2 separate regions of the Homo sapiens genome follow, and region 2 is linked to region 1. The links are chromatin loops, found by intact Hi-C in ENCODE. Cell type or tissue: OCI-LY7. All regions are shown on one strand.

Region 1 (2,500 bases):
CAAATTGACCAGAACACATTAGAAAATTAATGTTACACAAAGTGACAAGAAGGTCAGGTTCTTAGGGCAAAATGGAGGTCATTCTGCATTTATCTCCAACTCAAACAACTAAAAGACATTCAGCAAAGATCTCCTCATTCTCCCCACTCTGTGCATGGCTATGGTGGCCTTCTCCCAGATTATCTGCTGGTATTTCTAAAGAGCAGATCGAGATAAGAGGGTAAGAGTATTCAGAGTGCTCAAAGAGGGAGGAGCAATTTTGTCACATGGAGACTTCAATGACATGTCAACAATGAGCCTAATTACCCTGCTGCTATTCTGAAAATAATTCTATACCCTTCACGTAAAAAAAAAATTCTATACCCCAGTGAGTCTATTTTGGAGGGAAAACAGCCCAGCAAAGACACCCTTGGCCAGCATTAGAGAAGGCTGACGTTACTAAGGAAACTCACTTGGGGAGGAAGTGCTGAGTCTCTTGGCCTTTCCCTGAGGAGGGGTAAGGTAACCAAACCAAAAAGGGAAGAACAGAGGTCCTCTTGAGCCTATGCAGCTGCTAGAGGTGCACCGAGGCTAACCGCAGGCTTCTAGAGGTGTCAAACTGCTCTGCAAAACTAAATTTGTCCTTGTGGCTGGAGAAATCGCAAAAAGAAAAGTGAATTCTCACCCATGATCTGACAGATGCATGTGCTTCACTAGCCACGAATATATTCAGATATTAAAGGGGCAGCAATTTTTAAAACTGATCATAATACGTTTTCATTCAGGGCCCACAAAACAAAAATACCACAAAGGGTGTCTTCCTATTTGTAGATGGAAAAAGAGCATTTCTTGAGTGTCAAGAAGGCCCCTTCTTGTGTTCTCCCGTAATACAGAAGCTACTGACCAAGAAACCGTGCTTAAAAATAAAGATTTTTTTTAATGTCTAGTTTCCATACCCAGTTTCAAGAAATTCAAAATTAGAGTAATTTTGGTCAAAATCTGTTAGATTTATTCCTGCAGTTGTGGGAGGGGGGCATTTTTAAAATGCTTCACTAAAACAGAAAATATACAAAAGCATGCTCTTAAAATATAGCAAAATATTATAAACAACATCAAGCCTATTAATGTCTACTATCAATCTAGTTTTAAGAGGATAGTTTTTTAAAATGGATATGAACATTTGCCCAATTAATTTTGTTTTTAAAGTGAGTATTAAAAAGCACAATATTTAGTCGAATGTGATTCAAATTCATCCAAATCAGGACCTACCCCTAATCAAATATCTGACTACAATTTTTCAAACAGTTAATAATTTTTTTGTTTTATATTTTATTAAGCTGAATAACACAATATAGTATTTCCTCTATATGACCAACCTGAAAATATTATATTCCCTGTTACTTTGTTAATCTATATTTATATTTTTAAAAAAATTTTTTTTCTTTTTTATACAAGAGTCTTGATCTGTTGCTCAGCCTGGAGTGCAGTGGTGCGATCACAGTTCACGGCGGCCTTGATCTCTGGGGCTCGAGCTATCCTCCCACCTTAGCCTCCAAAGTAGCTGGGACCACAGGGGTGTGCCACCACATGTGACTTTTTTTTCTTTTTTCTTTTTTTGTAGAAATGGAGTCTCACTGTGTTTCCCAAGCTGATCTCAAACTCCTGGGCTCAAGCAATCCTCCCACCTCAGCCTGCCAAAGCGCTGGGATTACAGGCATGAGCTACCATGCCTGGCCTGTTAATATATTTTCAGTGATTAAACAAATGATGACAAAACATAGGTTACCACGTTCTCTCCCATGGAATACCCATTTCTGTAAACACCCAAAATGTTCCAGTGGGGTTTTCCTGCTTTATAAAGCAGTACATATTTTAAACCCCTTTTACTCTTAATTTCAAAGACGTTTGGCGTTTTGCAAAGCTAGAAAAAGTAATTTTATCTCTCACTGCCATACCTACAGTCAAACTATAAATAGTAAGGCCACCTTGTAAAATAATGGATTTCAATCTACTTTCAACTTTGAGGGTCCGCATTACAACTATAATTACTTCTTTTAGATAACTCCTGTCCACTAAGCACCCAAATACAGAACAACGAAAGCCAACTTTCCACTTATGAAAACCCACAGAGTTTAATTTGTGATCTATTCTTTGTTCCTGAATAGGAACATGGTTTTGCCATGTTGCCTAGGCTGGTCTCAAACTCGTGAGCCCAAGCCATCTGCCCATCTCAGCCTCCCAAAGTGCTGGGATTACAGGTGTGAGCCACCATGGCTGGCCATAGAGCTTTTCTTATCCCCTGACTTCCTTTCCATGTCATTACGTTTTCTATTTTCACTCAGAACCCAAACTTTTTTCCCCAAACATGGCTGGGCATCAAAATCACCTGCAGATGCTATAACAGGATGTCTTAAAAGAACAGTAAAGAAAATAAAAATTATAATTTTTAAAAAGTAGAAAAAAAATTACCTGCAGGGCTTTCAAAAATTAAACATTCCTAATCCTTACCCCCACTGAGTCA
Region 2 (2,500 bases), 200 kb after region 1:
ATCTCAGCTCAGTGCAACCTCTGCCTCCCGGGTTCAAGCGATTCTCCAGCCTCAGCCTCCCAAGTAACTGGGACTACAGGTGAGCACCACTGCGTCTGGCTAATTTTTGTATTTTTAGTAGAGACCAAGTTTCACTATGTCGGCCAGGCTGCTCTCGAACTCCTAACCTCAGGTGATCCGCCCGCTTCGGCCTCCCAAAGTGCTGGGATTTCAGGCCTGAGCCACCGCACCCGGCCTAATTTTCGTATTTTTAGTAGAGACGGGGTTTCACCATGTTGGCCAGGCTGGTCTTGAACACCTGACCTCAGGTGATCTGTCCGCCTCGGCCTTTCAAAGTGCTGGGATTACAGGCGTGAGCCACTGCACCAGGCCGACTCCCACTCTTCCTCCCTCCTCCATGTCTCAGCTCGGTTTGTTCCAAGCTGGCTCTGTTCTCAGCAGGGCTTCCGACTCTTCGTCCTAGGTTGACACTCAGCTACTTCCAGGACAGTGGCTCTCAACTGGGGGTGATTTTATATTTCCCCTTAGGGGACATTTGGCAATGTCGGGAAACACTTTTGCTTGTTACAACTCTGGGAAAGGGATGTGATGCTGCTAGCATCTGGTGGGTAGAGAACAGGGGTGCTGCTAAACATCCCTTAATGTACAGGACAGCACATCAAAGAATTGCTCAGCCCATAATGTCAGTGCTGCTGAGATTGAGAAACTCTGTCCCAGGTCTGCAAGCTTCCTCTTCCATGTTCAGTAGAGAAGAGAGAATCTATATTCCAGAATTCCCATGAAAAATTCTTGATTAGATCAGTGTGGGCTGGGCACGGTGGCTCATGCCTGTAATCCCAGCACTTTGGGAGGCCAAGGCGGGCAGATCACGAGGTCAGGAGATCGAGACCATCCTGGCTAACACGGTGAAACCCCGTCTCTACTAAAAATACAAAAAGTTAGCCAGGTGTGGTTGCAGGCGCCTGTAGTCCCAGCTACTTGGGAGGCTGAGGCAGGAGAATGGCCTGAACCCGGGAGGCGGAGGTTGCAGTGAGCCAAGATCGTGCCACTGCTCCAGCCTGGGCGACAGAGCGAGACTCCGTTTCAAAAAAAAAAAAAAAAAAAAAAAGATCAGTGTGATAGGTCATGTCTACCTTTTTTTTTTTTTTGAGACAGAGTCTCCTTCTGTCACCCAGGCTGGAGTGCAGTGGCATGATCTCAGCTCACTGCAACCTCCGTTTCCCGGGTTCCTGCCTCAGCCTCCCGAATAGCTGGGATTACAGGCACCTGCTGCCACGCCTGGCTAATTTTTGTATTTTTAGTAGAGACAAGGTTTCACCACGTTGGCCATGCTGTTCTCAAACTCCTGACCTCAAGTGACCCCCCTGCCTCGGCCTCCCAGAGTGCTGGGATTATGGGCATGAACCACCGCACCTGGCAACAGATCCTCTTTTCAAAAGATACTTCCTCTCCTTTGCAACTGCAGTCTTTACTGTTTACTTCCCCTTCTTCCCCAGCCTTTTATTATCTTGACAGACTTAGCTTCTTTACTTCAATCCTCCTCTTAATTTTTTTTTTTTTTTGGCCTCTTTGCCATTAGTGGGTGGAGAAGGGAAGGCATGGAATACACATATTAAATCTTGCTTTTGTTATTTATGCATACATTTATTTTACATGGTTGGAAGCATGTTATATACCAACTCCCCTACCCCCCCGCCCACACACATAATATTGAGTGTCATGATTTTTTCTCTTAATATTGTATAATAAACACTTTCTCATGCTATTAAAAACTATTTGCAGGCCAGGCATGGTGGCTTACTCCTGTAACCCCAGCATTTTGGGAGGCCAAAGCAGGTGGATTGCTTGTGGCCAGTTCAAGATCAGCCGGGGCAACATGGCAAAACCCTGTCTCTAAAAAAAACACAAAAATTAGCTGGGCATGGTGGCGCACACCTGTGGTCCCAACTACTCAGAAGGCTGAGGTGGGAGGATCACTTGAGTCCAGGAGGTGGAAGTTATAGTGAACTGAGATTGCGTGGCTGCTTTCCAGCTTGGGTGACAAAGTGAGACCCTGTCTCAAAAAAAACAAACAAACAAACGAAAAAACTATTTGCAATGACCATTTAAAAATTTTGCATTTGGCCAGGCGCAGTGGCTCATGCCTGTAATCCTAGCACTTTGGGAGGCCAAGGCAGGCAGATTACTTGAGGTCAGGACTTTGAGACTAGCCTGGACAACATGGTGAAACCCCACCTTTACTAAAAATACAAAAATTAGCCAGGTATGGCAGCACATGCCTGTAATCCCAGTTACTCAGGAGGCTGAGGCAGGAGAATTGCTTGAACCTGGGAGGCGAAGGTTGCAGTGAGCCGAGATTGCACCACTGCACTCCAGCCTGGGTGACAGAGCTAGACTCTGTCTCAAAATAAATAAATAAATAAATAAATAAAAATAAAAATAAAATTCCACACAAAAATTCATCATATAGACAAGCTTAAATTATTAATTACCTATTAGT

The links. Peaks named below come from ENCODE experiments on the same cell type or tissue, not always from the same donor. Only the 100,000 strongest peaks of a DNase experiment are listed, where the experiment ranks them.
Region 2: it touches region 1 in a loop (4-fold over the local background); 2 of 110 quality-filtered maps call a loop at or near these places.

What each region holds. Positions count from the first base shown.
Region 1 is chr7:69,694,256-69,696,755 of GRCh38, reverse strand. All of the region lies in intron 1 of AUTS2 (activator of transcription and developmental regulator AUTS2), which reads right to left. Among named protein-coding and RNA genes, the nearest start is that of AUTS2, 97 kb to the right of the region's middle. In OCI-LY7, a CTCF peak has its summit at 1,059; a DNase peak (open chromatin) is centred at 535; H3K4me3 peaks cover 2,141 bases; H3K27ac peaks cover 2,500 bases.
Region 2 is chr7:69,493,042-69,495,541 of GRCh38, reverse strand. No RefSeq gene overlaps it. Among named protein-coding and RNA genes, the nearest start is that of CT66, 100 kb to the left of the region's middle. In OCI-LY7, no CTCF peak of the experiment used is centred here; DNase peaks (open chromatin) are centred at 661, 1,411 and 1,921; H3K4me3 peaks cover 1,570 bases; H3K27ac peaks cover 2,500 bases.